Regions from separate parts of the Homo sapiens genome. Here regions 2 and 3 are each linked to region 1. A link is a contact called in ENCODE Hi-C or POLR2A ChIA-PET data. All regions are on one chromosome and are shown on one strand. Each heading gives the region's core, a stretch centred on a gene start or an enhancer-like site at or near the end of the contact. The rest is flanking DNA. Distances are from core to core; before and after follow the strand shown.

Region 1 (4,265 bases), core at 1,622-4,121:
AACCTGGGAGGCAGAGGTGGCAGTGAGCTGAGATCACGCCACTGCACTCCAGCCTGGGTGACAGAGTGAGACTCCATCTCAAAAAAAAAAAAACTCAATATTTATATTTAGACAGGCATGGTGGCTCACATCTGTAAGCCTGGCACTTTGAGAGGCCGCGGTGGGAGGATTGCTTGAGTTCAGGAGTTCAAAACCAGCCTGGGCAACATGGCAAAACCCTGTCTCTACCAAAACAACACAAAAATCAGCTGGGTGTGGTGGTGCGTGTCTGTAGTCCCAGCTACTCAGGAGGCTGAGGTGGGAGGGTGGCCTGAGCCCAGAAAGCAGAGGTTGCAGTGAGTCAAGATCTCACTACTGCACTCCAGCCTGGTGGACAAGGCCAACTCTCTCTCAAAAAATAAAAATAAAAATTAATTAAATACATATTTACATTAAAATATTTCCAGTTGATTTTTGTATATAGTGTGAGGTAAGGATCAAGGTTTTTTATTTTGGATTTTGTCTTTCCATATGGCTATCCAATTGCTTCAGCACACATTTGTGGAAAAGAGTATCCTTTCTCCATTGAATCTCTTTGGCAACTTCATTGAACATCAATTGATCATATATGTGTGGATCTATTTCTGTTCCATTAATCCATATATATTTACATATTTATGCTAATACCATTACCGTAGCTTTAAAATAAGTCTTGAAATCACAGAATTTAAGTTCTCTTTTGTTCTTCTTTTTCAAAATGGTTTTGGCTATTTTAGGTCTTTTGCATTTCCACATAAATCTTAAAATCAGCTTGTTAATTACTGAAAAAAAAAAAAGGCTGCTGGGGCCAGGCACAGTGGCTCATGCCTGTAATCCCAGCACTTTGAGAGGCTGAGGCGGGCAGATCACCTGAGGTCAGGAGTTCAAGACCAGCCTGGCCAACATGGTGAAACCTCATCTCTACTAAAAATACAAAAAATTAGCTGGGCATGGTGGTGTGCACCTGTAATCCCAGCTACTCAGGAGGCTAAGGCAGGAGACTAGCTTGAAACCGGGAGGCGGAGATTGCAGTGAGCCGAGATCACATCACTGCACTCCAGCCTGAGTGACAGAGTGAGACTCCACCATAAAAAAAAAAAAAAAAAAGCTGCTGGAGTTCTGATTGGAACTGCACTGAATCTGTAGATCTCTTCCTTGCAGGAGGTTTTTTTCTGATTAATCCTGGTTGCTCCAGCAACAGTCCTCAACTCATCAATGAGCCCACCTTAACTTAGAACAGGACCAGTTTCACTGCAGGTCCTTAAACCTGTTGCTGCTCCTTAAACACCCTGTGAATGTACACACCTCCAGCCTTTGCACATGTTATTTCCTTTTTTTTTTTTTTTTTTGAGACAGGGTCTTGCTTTGTTACACAGGCTACAATGCAGTGGCCCAAACATGGCTCACTGCAGCCTCGACCTCCCACGCTCAAGTGATCCTCCTGCCTCAGCTTCCTGAGTAGCTGGGACTACAGGCACACGCCACCACACCCAGCTCACTTTTGTATTTGTGGTAGAGACAGGGCTTCGCCATGTTGCCCAGACTGGTCTCGAACTCCTGAGCTCAAGCGATCCTCCCACCTCAGTCTCCAAAGTACTGGGATTACAGGCATGAGCCACCACACCTAGCTCTCATTCTCTACTTACGTCTACTGGGCTCCACCATACTCACCCTCAGCTCAAATATTACCCCTCTATGAACATGTCTCTAACCCATCCCAGACCCTGGCTGAATCATTCATTTGCCTGGGTTTCACACCACTTTGTCCTCATCTCCCTCACAGGCACACAGAACTTTTAATTACTAGTTAATATCACTTAAGTGGCCGTTACTTGTTTATACATCTTTCTCCCCTATTAGATAAAACTCCTTCAAGCAGGGACCATATTATTTCTTATATTTTGAATTAAACCTTTTGAGATAATCATAGATTCATATGCAGTTCATAAGAAATAAATACAAAAGAGATCCCATGTACCCTTTTCCCAGTTTCTCCCAATGGTAACATCCTTAAAAACTTTAGTACAATAACACAACCAGAAAATTGACACTGATACAATCCACTGATCTTACTCAAATATCCCCAGTTTTACATGTATGCCGTGTGTGTGTGTGTGTGTGTGCATTTGTAGTTAAAGACATCTTTTTACTATTTAAACTTTAACAATGACATTAGGACGTTTTGGAAGTAACGTAGTAAAGGCAGTTAAGCAAGCTACTTAGGGTATCGTTGGAGCCCAGAAGAAGCACCTAGTCCACTTTTGGAGGAGTGGTGATGGTGAGGGAATGGGGAAGGACGTCAGAATATGCCTTGGTCAAGGCCCGCTACTAGTAGCTGCTCAAATAACTGCGTTAAATTATGTTGAACCCAACGTTATTTTCCATGTTTTCTTATGCAAATCCTCGCATCCCTGAGTGTTCCATTATTTTCATATTTATTTGGCAGGTGGAACATTCGAGGCTGGGAGCCCTTACATGCCCCGCGAGAGGTCACGCAGTTAGGAAGTGACAGGAGCGAAGTCAGCCCAAGTCTGCTGACTCCAAGCCCAGTGCTCTCTCCCCCTAATGGCGGTACGCCGTGCACATATCCTTACCACGTATGCCTCATCCCTATTCGGAACTTTGCCTCCAACCCTCTTCCTGTTTTCTTGGCTGTCTTACAAGGGAGCCTTTTCAGGCAGCAACTCCAGAGAGAACCGCCAGAGCGTGCAACAGCAAACACTAACCAGCCCAGCCGTCAGCCACGCAATCATCACTCCCTGGCCCAGTGCGCGGCAGAACTGGCGCAAGCGCACGCCGGCAGGTTGTACCCAGAATCCGGGCCCTTGCCAGACGGGGGCGGAACCGGAAGTCGCTGTACATCTCATGGTTGCTAAGAAACGGAGCTTCCACAAACCAGATAGAGGTTCTCCAGCTTTTCTTTGATTGTCTCTGCTTTAGCGTCTCTAAATCCGGTCACCATGTCGGACCCCGAAGGCGAGACCTTGCGAAGCACCTTTCCCTCTTATATGGCCGAAGGCGAGCGGCTCTACCTGTGCGGGGAATTTTCTAAAGCCGCGCAGAGCTTCAGCAACGTGAGTCGAGCTCTCAACCTATCCATCACCCCATCACCCGTCACTTTTTTTTTTTTTTTTTTTTTTTTTTTTTGTGACGGAGTTTCGCTCTTGTTGCCTAGGCTGGAGTGCAATGGCACGATCTCGGCTCGCCGCAACCTCCGCCTCCCGGGTTCAAGTGATTCTCCTGCCTCCACCTCCCAAGTAGCTGGGACTACAGGCGCGTGCCACCATGCCCGGCTAATTATTTTGTCTTTTTAGTAGAGATGGGGGTTTCACTGTGTTGGCCAGGCTGGTCTCGAACTCCTGACCTCGTGATCCACCCGCTTCGGCCTCCCAAAGTGCTGGGATTACAGGCGTGAGCCACTGCGCCTGCCCCCTGCCCTCACCTTTTGATTGCAGATAACACTGAGGTCTTGATGATGCCTGGAGGACCCTGTTGTTTCTATTATTCACTGATTTTTGATGGACACACTGCTGTCACAGATAAGCCCTGTGGTTGGCCATTTTCTACCAGTTCCCACTTGCAATCTCCATTCTCTGCGTTAACAGTGACCTTTTCCTCCACTTTTACTTAAATGTTTCATGATTAACCGGCCTCCTTCCACAGAGCAGCCTTACCTTCCCATCATTTGCTGGCAGATTGGATGGGAGGTTGCATGCAGAAGCCTCAATGTCCCCAGCACACCGTTGCTTATAAAAGGTGGCCAGTAAGCAACATATGATTATTATTATCAATTTTGAGACAAAGTTTTGCTATGTTGCCCAGGCTGGAGTGCAGTGGCAAGATCTCAGCTCACTGCAACTTCCGCCTCCCCAGGTTCAAGCGATTTTCCTGCCTCAGCCTAGGGAGTAGTTGGGATTACAGGCATGTCCCACCACGCCTGGCTAATTTTTGTATTCTTAGTAGAGACAGGGTTTCACCATGTTGGCCAGGCTGGTGTCGAACTCCTGACCTCAAGTGATACACCTGCCTCGGCCCCCCAAAGTGCTGGGATTACTGAGGTGAGCTGCTGCACCAACCAGCAACATTATTATAGTAACCCTAGTATAAATTGCATCATCCCACCCTAAGGGGATTGGGTGATGGTTTTTGTTGTTGTTGTTGTTGTTGTTGTTGTTGTTTTGGAGACGTAGTCTTGCTCTGTCTCCAGGCTGGAGTGCAATGGTGCGATCTTGGCTCACTGCAACCTC
Region 2 (4,394 bases), core at 1-2,500, 380 kb after region 1:
ACAAAGAGGTAGAAAAGATTGGGTCTAGGATATGGTGGGTGGACAGGGGCCCCGGGACTTGGAGGGTTGGTCCTCTTGCCTCCTGGAAAAAACAAAAACAAAAAACTGCAGTGAAAGACAAGCTGCAAATCAGCCATGTGCTGCGTGCCTGTGGAATCTGGAGTGAGGGGTAAAAGCTGATCTGGTTTGACTCCGCTGGAGGTGGGGCCTGGAGCAGGCCTTGCGCTGTTGCGTAACTGGCTGTGTTCTGGTGAGGCCTTGCTCCCAACCCCACACGCTCCTCCCTCTGAGGCTGTAGGACTCGCAGTCAGGGGCAGCTGACCATGGAAGATTGAGAGCCCAAGGTTTAAACTTCTCTGAAGGGAGGTGGGGATGAGAAGAGGGGTTTTTTTGTACTTTGTACAAAGACCACACATTTGTGTAAACAGTGTTTTGGAATAAAATATTTTTTTCATAAATTTGCTGCTATGGCTCCTGGTTGGGGCGTTGGTGGCCTCCCTGGGTGATGGGAACCCCTGGAGCTGGTTGTTCTGTTCCTTCCCGCGTGCATGCCTGATGCTGTCATTTTTAGTCTTAAATTTTAACTCTGCCCGCTTTGCTGTGGTTTTCAGGGTGCTGGCCACCCCTGGAATACTGTCAATGCTTCTCAGAAGGGTAAGGAGCCAGTTTAGGGGGCACAGATTCCTTAAAAAGCAGGGGACTCGAGGTTTGGGGAAATGATGGAGATGGGCGCGGGTGGGCAGAACTCTGACCCAGGCTTCTCCTTAGCAGCTGCTGCTCCCAGCAGCCTCGAAGCTGGCGGCTGAGGGCCCGGCGCCAAGATGCTTCTCAACCCTCGGGGCCAGGGGCAGTCCCAGAGCCGCAACAACCGTCCCATCCTCCTCCTTCCCAGAGACCAGCAGGTGGCACCACGCGGCTGCGCTGTTTTCAGCTGGCTGCCGGCGACTGTGCGAGGCGGAGGTGCAGCAAGCGGGACCGGCTCGCCCCGGCTGGACCCCCGCACTGCCGGCTGCAGCCAGTCCCTGCTGTCGCTGGGGCCCTTGGGCTCAGGGACGCGCGCTCCCTGGGCGGGGCTGGGAGCCAGGTTTGCGGGCAGGTTCCTTCTGAGCTCAGAGCTCAAGCGAGGGAGAGGGGCGGCGCGTGGGCCCCAAGAGGGAGGTGCAGGGGGCCCAGAGCAGGGGGAAGGCGGGGGTGGGAGAAGAGAGGAGGGGAGGGGACGGGCAGGTGCCACCGCCCCAGGGGGCTAATCTGATCCATCTCTGCGAGGGAAGGTGCTCGCTCGTAGCTCCCAGGCGCGGTCTCCAGGGCGCTGGGGCACGTGTAGGGGTGGGGAGAAGCCCTGTGGGCGCCCGCGTAGCTGAGGTTGGGGCGCCTTTCCCTGCATTATCACCGCTGGCTGCCGGGGGCCCTGCAGCCACCACCGGGTGTCTGCGTGTTGTCCCCGCTGGGTGAACTGAAGGGAAAGTGATAAAGGAGCCAACTGTGGAAGGGGAGGCCTTGGTGCGGTGGGAGTATCTACCCCCCACCCCGCTTAGGTGGCTTATCTGACCCCAGACAGGACGAGGCCGCTCTGGGGGGTAGGAGGGGGCCGGGGAGGGAGGCCTCCACTCTGACACCTTTCTGCCGTTGGACTATTGACCTCCTGCTCCTCCAGGCACCCCTTACCTCCGGGCTGGTGGCTAACATAAGGGGGTTGGCGGGGGGGATTAAGGCAACCACCTCCTCTCAAGACCCTTTCCGGCCCTTATCCCAGGCCCCACCTGTGTGTGAGGCCCCCTCAGAACTTATGCAGGGGAAAAGGAAGCCTCCACCAGCCAAACAGAGCTGCCATGCTATCAGACGGTTCCTATATAACGTTTATTTCTGGAAGTTAAAGTAGATACAGCAATATACCAAAAAAAAAAAAAAAAAAAAAAGACAAAAAACCTCACAATAATATAAATTTTTACACTATGAAGTACACATTGGAATTTGAATGCAGTGGCCAGGACAGCAGCTTATAAACCACCTTATAGGTAGGTAAGCAACCCACGGGATTCCCTCGGCTGGGCTGGGGATGGGGAGGGGGCAGTGGACAGGAAGCGGGCAGGGCCTGAGGACCCTGTTCTTTAATGGGCCACAACAGGGCTCAGCTCCTCTCAGAACTTTTGCTACAATCAGAGTTAAGACCAGATACATGCTACCTAAGGCCATGAACTTGACAATATCTGCTCCAGAGAAGCCCTGAACCCTCGCCCTAGGTCCCTATGATTTAAACCCAATGGTAAGCCCAAGTCTCACCTTTCTAAATATTCTGTTTATCAGTTAAGCTTATTATGTACTGAAGAGTGTTGCTGGAGAAGTAAGAGCTCTGCATGACACATCAACTGTCTCCAGGCAGGAGGACTGGGGCGAACCCTGTTCATCTTAGAGAAGGTCGTCTCCCCCTTAATTCAGAGACCAGCTAATTTGATTTAACAAACAGAATTCCACAGAAACTCTGATCAGCTGAGGCAAGGTGGTTTTGAGTTGCCAAATCCGGCCATGCCTCTGAGTCAGAGGCAGCCCATCCAGCACGTGCTAGGTGTTCCCATACGCACAGGAGAGGCGAGCTAGCCAGCCAAGGCGGGCAGGCGGGGAGGCCCTCTAGCTGTTCTGCCTCACCTGTGGGGCCCCAGCAGGGAGGAGTCACCAGCCTCAGAGGGAGGCCAGGTATACACCCTCATACGAGGGCAGACTCAAGTTTATCAGTAAGCCTTTGCCCTGCATGAACTGAATGAAGACGCCATTACAAGTGCCACTGGATATCACCAAGAAACTGGCTAAGAACCATATTCCCTGAGCTCAACCAGACACGTCGCTGGGGCCCCATAGTGTGCATCATGTCCAACCTGTAACTCTCTCCCCCTCTTCTTCCATGAGGTCCTGAGACCAGGATTCCTAAAACAAACAGGATGAGGGACCTTTAGACACGCAAGGAGACATGCCTCTAGCAGGATCAGGGGGACTGGGGTCGGGAGGGTGGGGCAGGAAGGAAGCCAGAATCAGAAGTATCCCAGCCCTGATAAGGCACCCACAGAAACAACCTAGCCTCTGAAACAGCAGATCAAGTCCAGGGAGAAAGGGAGTCAAGGTTGTAAGCACCCTCTGCCCAGCCTTACTCACTAAAAGGCCAATACATTACAAAGGAAAATAAGTCTATTTATAAAAAAAAGTCTAAAATGCTTAGATTCTCCTTAAACCTTCCTATTTCAACACCAAAGGCCAGGTTGCAGCTTCAGATGTCTTAAGGGTTTGACCTGAAGCCCGTTTCAGGGATTATATAAATTACCAGCCTGAAGGAAGCTGAATGCTTAAAGCACCAAGGAGGCTGTTAACTGAAGTTTCTTTTTTTTTTTTTTTTTTTTGAGACAGAGTCTCAGACTGTCGCCCAGGATGGAGTGCAGTGTGCAGTGGTGCAATTTTGGCTCACTGCAACCTCCGCCTCTCAGGTTCAAGCGATTCTCCTGCCTCAGCCTCCCGAGTAGCTGGGACTACAGGCGCCCACCACCACACCCAGCTAATTTTTTGTACTTTTAGTAGAGACGGGGTTTCACCGTGTTAGCCAGGATGGTCTTGATCTCCTGACCTTATGATCCGCCTCGGCCTCCCAAAGTGCTGGGATTACAGGCGTGAGCCACCATGCCCGGCTGCTTAAGTTTCTTAAATACAGAAAGGCTATGCTGATACAGTGTTTTTTGCCCTTTAATTGTTATTATTTCTTAATTTAAAAAGAAACCTAGGGCTTAGATAGTCCTATCTTCTATTTGGATGTCAGCAAGGTTAAAAAGTGCAATGCCAGGAGTATGTAGCTATAGGTGGCCTGTGGCATTTGCTTACAGAAACAGGCAGAAGGATGCCGCAGGCACCAGGAGGCACTTGTCTAAGAACAACAACAACAATAACAAAAAGCTGCTGAGAAAGGAGGGCAGGGGAACAAAACAACACAAGACATTTCCTTTTTCTCCCTCTAGCCACCCCCCGCCACATCCCCTGATCATGGGTCTCAGAGAACACATCCTTATTTGCATTTAGATAAAAGCAGATCACCCACATTCACTCATTTCTCTATTTTTAAAAGTGCCCAGATTGCTCAAAGATAGCAGAAGTAGGAGATTAAAAAAAATCTGGAACCACAAAGTTAGTAGTTTCAGATGATCTGGGGTTTGGCTGTGTGAGGGGTGGCAGAATGCAGGTAGGCGCCTCAGTCGTATCTTTCTGCAGCTTCCGTTCTCAGCTCCTCACATGGGGGAGGTAGCGCACTCCGAGGTCAACTCCATGTCAAAGGTGAGGGACTCTGGAGGGACAGACAGGGAAAACTAGTTCAGTTGTCCACCCTCTGCAACTGGCAGGCCACGCCCCCAGCCCTTCAGAGG
Region 3 (4,662 bases), core at 771-3,270, 410 kb after region 1:
GGCCAGGTGCAGTGGCTGACACCTGTAATCCCAAAAATTTGAGAGGCCGAGGCAGGTCGATCTACTAAAATACAAAAAAATAGCCAGGCATGGTGGCATGGGCCTGTAATCCCAGCTACTTGGAAGGTTGTGACTAAGAATCGCTTGAACCTGGGAGGAGGAGGTTGCAGTAAGCCAAGATCATGCCACTGCACTCTAACCTGGGTGACAGAGTGAGACTCTGTCTCAAAAAAATTAAAAAAAGAGAGAAGTTAGCATCATTCCATCATTCTTTGATGGTTTATCACTAGTGTAACAAAGACCAAAAGACCAGAAAGACAGAAAGTGAAAGGAGAGGGAGGGGGACCGCTGCAGGGATTTCTGAACTCCTGAGCTCTTTTCTGGCACTTCTATCCTCCCATTCCCAGAACTTAAGCTTCTTCGTTCCCTGGTCAGGAAGCATTTAAAACTGCTTTCAGTAAATTAACAACACTCAGGGTTAGTGAGGATATGAATAGACAGGCATTCTCATGTAGAGTTGCGCTAAATTTCCAGTGCAGGCTCTGTATCTCAAGTTTCTCCTAAGGCAAGCTGGTGCAACATGCTCACTATAGGGCCTTGCACAGGAAGGGTTGCAGTAAGATATGCTGGATGAAGGTAAAAGTGCAAATTACAGAAAAGCATATAAAGGAAGATCCTGGGCTGGGCACGGCAGCTCACATCTATAATTCCAGAGCTTTTGAGAGGCCGAAGTGGGATGATCCCTTGAGCCCAGGAATTTGAGACCAGCCCAGGCAACAAAGTAAGACCCTGTCTCTATAAAAAATTTAAAAATTAGCCAGGTGTGGTGGTGCATGCCTGTAGTCCCAGCTACTGAGAAGGCTAAGGTGGGAAGACTGCCTGAGCCCAGGAGGTCAAGGCTCCAGTGAGCCATGACTGCATAACTGTACTCTAGACTGGGTAACACAGTGAGACCCTGACTCCAAAAAAAGAAAAAAAAATGATCCTAATATAAACTGTATAAATTTCTATCTTTATGTGTATATACATAATGTGTATATACATAATGACAGATGTCTAGATTGAGCATCAACTAAATTTTAACTACTAGTACTGCTGATGATTTCATTTAAAAATTTTTTCTTCTCTTGATTAATTTTCTGTATTTGAATTTTTTCCCTTAAAAAGGGCATGTGTCATTTTAGATTACTAAAATAACTAAAATTAAAAGGTTTGTCTATCTGTTAAATACAGTTAAACCAAAAGCCTTAATTGAATTATTAAGTAAAATATACTTAAAATATAATAATATAAATACATTTTTTAAAACAAAGTTTCTCCAAATAAAGTAAAAACTTTATTTTATTTTTATTTTTTTGAGATGGAGTCTCACTCTGTCTCCCAGGCTGGTTGGTGTGCGGTAGTAAGATCTCCGCTCACTGCAACTTCCATATCCCAGGTTCAAGTGATTCTCCTGCCTCAGCCGCCCAGAGTAGCTGGGACTACAGGTGCGCACCACCACGCCCGGCTAATTTTTTTATGTTTTTAGTAGAGATGTGTTTTCACCATGTTGGCCAGGCTGGTCTCAAACTCCTGACCTCAAGTGATCCGCCCATCTTGGTCTCCCAAAGTGCTGGGATTACAGGTGTGAGCCACAGCGCCTGGCCGAAATAAAGTAAAAACTTTAATTCTTGGGCTAAATTTGAATATGGAAAAGTCCCCACGTTGGAGATATAGTACCAATTCTGTGGGCCTGCAGTTAAGATCAGAATTCAATCTAGCTTTCGAGAAAGAAAGGAAAAGCTTCTTTCATCCTTTACCAGTTTTCTAGCCGATCTAGGCAGATGTTGGGCGGGCCTCCAATGCAGGCAATCTGTTGCCGCCTCTTCCAGTCAGCCAGCTCCTCGTCCGTGAGAGTTTTCTGCACGTACTCCATCGCTGACAAAAGCCCCGCCAGCTCACTCACGATGCTCTGGTTGGAAACCAAAACAAAGTCAGAAAACATTTCCTCAGACTGTCTCTAACCACATTCTTTAGTCAACTCCAGAGCAGGAACTTCTTAGAAACCAAGCAAGTTCTGCCACAAGACGCTGAAATCCCGCAAGTGAGCGAGACACATGGGGGAAGTGGTCCGACCTATGCCCTTACTCTCCGCATCTGGTCCAGCGCAGTGAGCATCTGTTCCAGCTGCTGCATCTTCTGCCTGGTCACTGACTGGTTGTTTCCATTCAGATCTTGCATGTCTGCGAAGGAAGAAAAAACTCCTTGACCTGAGGGAATACTCCTTGACCTGAGGGAATACTCCTTGACCTGAGGGAATACTCCTGGACCTGAGGGAATACTCCTGGACCTGAGGGAATACTCCTGGACCTGAGGGAATACTCCTTGACCTGAGGGAATACTCCTGGACCTGAGGGAATACTCCTGGACCTGAGGGAATACTCCTGGACCTGAGGGAATACTCCTGGACCTGAGGGAATACTCCTGGACCTGAGGGAATACTCCTGGACCTGAGGGAATACTCCTGGACCTGAGGGAATACTCCTGGACCTGAGGGAATACTCCTTGACCTGAGGGAATACTCCTGGACCTGAGGGAATACTCCTGGACCTGAGGGAATACTCCTGGACCTGAGGGAATACTCCTTGACCTGAGGGAATACTCCTGGACCTGAGGGAATACTCCTGGACCTGAGGGAATACTCCTGGACCTGAGGGAATACTCCTGGACCTGAGGGAATACTCCTGGACCTGAGGGAATACTCCTTGACCTGAGGGAATACTCCTGGACCTGAGGGAATACTCCTGGACCTGAGGGAATACTCCTGGACCTGAGGGAATACTCCTGGACCTGAGGGAATACTCCTGGACCTGAGGGAATACTCCTTGACCTGAGGGAATACTCCTTGACCTGAGGGAATACTCCTGGACCTGAGGGAATACTCCTGGACCTGAGGGAATACTCCTGTCCTTAATGACCAGGCTCCTTTGAGGACCCGTACCTCCCTTGCGCCCCGCCCGCCTTAAGATCTAAACAGAGTTAAGACAAATGAGTCTTTCAACTCAACAACACAAACTCACTTTCTAGAGATTTTAACATCTCTAATATTCACTTGCCTCCTTGACTCTTGAGGGTTTTATAGTTGAAATCAAAGTCATCCTGGAGATTCTCTACCACTTTCATTTTCTGTTCTAGATCCTGTTTAAAATAAGCAAACAAAAAAACAGAAGTAAAGAAAGATTTCCTTGGGAACAGAAAATATAAAGTTTCTGAGGAGAATTCAAATGAAGCCAAAACCTCAAAAAAGATACATGCAGGACCTGCAGGCAGTATCCCCAAGAGAAGGCTCCCTGTTGGCCAGGTGCAGTGGCTCACGCCTGTAATGCCAGCACTTTGAGAGGCTGAGTTGGGAGGATCACTTGAGCCCAGGAGTTCATGATCAGCCTGGACAACACAGGGAGACCCCCATCTCTACAAATTTTTTTTTTTTAATTAGCTGGGCGTGGTGGTGCATGCCTGTGGTCCCGGCTACTTGGGAGGATGAGGTAGGAGGATCGCTTGGGCCTGAGAGGTCGAGGCTGCAGTGAGCTGTGATCATGCCACTGCAGCCCAGCCTGAGTGGCAGAGCAAGACCCTGTCTCAAAAAAAAAAAAAAAAATTAATGAAAGCTCCCTGCCCGAGGCTTGTAACTTGCATCACCTGCACTCTCTTCCGGACATCCTGAAGGTGCTGCTCCAGCATCTGCTGCTTCTCCGTCACCACGGCTGCTGTGGGGTGGTTGGCCTGGCCCCCTTGCTGCCAAAAAGGAGGTCAATGCACATGTGAACACAGAACTATGGGGAGAGGAATACCTCTACCCAGCTTCCATCCCACCCTAACTACCCTTCTTGTTTGGCTTGAGACGCTGCTGCCATCACAAGAGGAAGGGAAACAGAGGCAGTGGTGCTGTCACTACACAGGTGACACTACACAGGTCATACCATAAACCCCCTTTATGGCACTAAGAGACCACATGTTCAGCTAAGACATGGTCTATGCCTTCAAAAACCTCATGGGCAAGTATGTCAAAAAATTCAAAACAATTTATGACAGCAGATGTTGGATGTCTACTTAAACGTGGTGTCCAGTATATTTCTGAGGGATAATAAAAAAAAAGTCCTGCCCTAGGGATGAAATTCCATATTAAAAGATATTATCTTGGGGAGAAGGGGAGGCTGGTACCTTGGAAAATGTCAAATAGCACATGGAAAAAGAAAAAGAAGAAAGAAGGCTGGATGTAGCAGCTCACACCTATAATATCAGCACTTGGGAAGGCTGAAGTGGGAGGACTGCTTGAGGCCAGGAGTTCAAAACTAGCCTAGTCAACATAGTGAGGCCCCATCTCGAATGAATAAATGAATGAATGAATTAAAGAAATAACAAAAAATAAATAGCATATGAAACTTAAAAATTACAGGTTCGTGCCAGGTGCGGTGGCTGATGCCTGTAATCCCAGCACTTTGGGAGGCCAAGGTGGGCAGATTACCTGAGGTCAGGAGTTTGAGACCAGCCTGACCGACACGGAGAAACCCATCTCTACTAAAAATACAAAGTTAGCTGAGCTTGGTGGTGCATGCCTGTAATCCCAGCTACTCGGGAGGCTGAGGAAGGAGAATCGCCTGAACCCGGGAGGTGGAGGTTGTG

Evidence for each region. A loop is a pair of places that touch in the nucleus more often than their neighbours do. ChIA-PET counts read pairs that join two places held with the same protein, here RNA polymerase II (POLR2A). Pooled maps may share reads with other maps.
Region 2: a pooled map shows a loop between it and region 1 (2.2-fold over the local background). The contact joins the enhancer-like site here to the promoter of ODAD4 in region 1. A Hi-C loop is called at or near these places in 1 of 50 pooled maps. POLR2A ChIA-PET finds 5 or more read pairs at or near these places in 4 of 52 experiments (B cell, CD8-positive, alpha-beta memory T cell, activated T-cell and 1 more).
Region 3: a loop to region 1 is called in a pooled map, with 4 times the contacts of the local background. The contact joins the enhancer-like site here to the promoter of ODAD4 in region 1. A Hi-C loop is called at or near these places in 2 of 50 pooled maps. POLR2A ChIA-PET finds 5 or more read pairs at or near these places in 4 of 52 experiments (B cell, CD8-positive, alpha-beta memory T cell, activated T-cell and 1 more).

Annotation. Positions count from the first base shown.
Region 1 is chr17:41,927,746-41,932,010 of GRCh38, forward strand. ODAD4 (outer dynein arm docking complex subunit 4) reads left to right here and starts at 2,872. Exons shown (of 12, transcript NM_031421.5): 1 at 2,872-3,092. The coding sequence starts at 2,979. It also overlaps a transcript of ACLY not described here. RefSeq lists enhancers at 1,995-2,898, 2,611-2,700, 2,881-2,980.
Region 2 is chr17:42,311,486-42,315,879 of GRCh38, forward strand. It overlaps STAT5A (signal transducer and activator of transcription 5A), which reads left to right. Exons shown (of 19, transcript NM_001288718.2): 19 at 1-458. STAT3 (signal transducer and activator of transcription 3) reads right to left here. Exons shown (of 24, transcript NM_139276.3): 24 at 1,839-4,315. The coding sequence ends at 4,260. Among named protein-coding and RNA genes, the nearest start is that of STAT5A, 25 kb to the left of the region's middle. RefSeq lists silencers at 708-847, 918-1,017, 1,138-1,297. Within about 2 kb of position 1,251, at least 29 of the 41 ENCODE cell types and tissues checked have a DNase peak (open chromatin) inside an H3K27ac peak, as active enhancers do.
Region 3 is chr17:42,335,636-42,340,297 of GRCh38, forward strand. STAT3 (signal transducer and activator of transcription 3) reads right to left here. Exons shown (of 24, transcript NM_139276.3): 5 at 3,679-3,774; 6 at 3,096-3,177; 7 at 2,128-2,222; 8 at 1,800-1,951. Among named protein-coding and RNA genes, the nearest start is that of STAT5A, 49 kb to the left of the region's middle. RefSeq lists an enhancer at 1,729-2,038 and a silencer at 2,169-2,218. Within about 2 kb of position 2,021, at least 6 of the 41 ENCODE cell types and tissues checked have a DNase peak (open chromatin) inside an H3K27ac peak, as active enhancers do.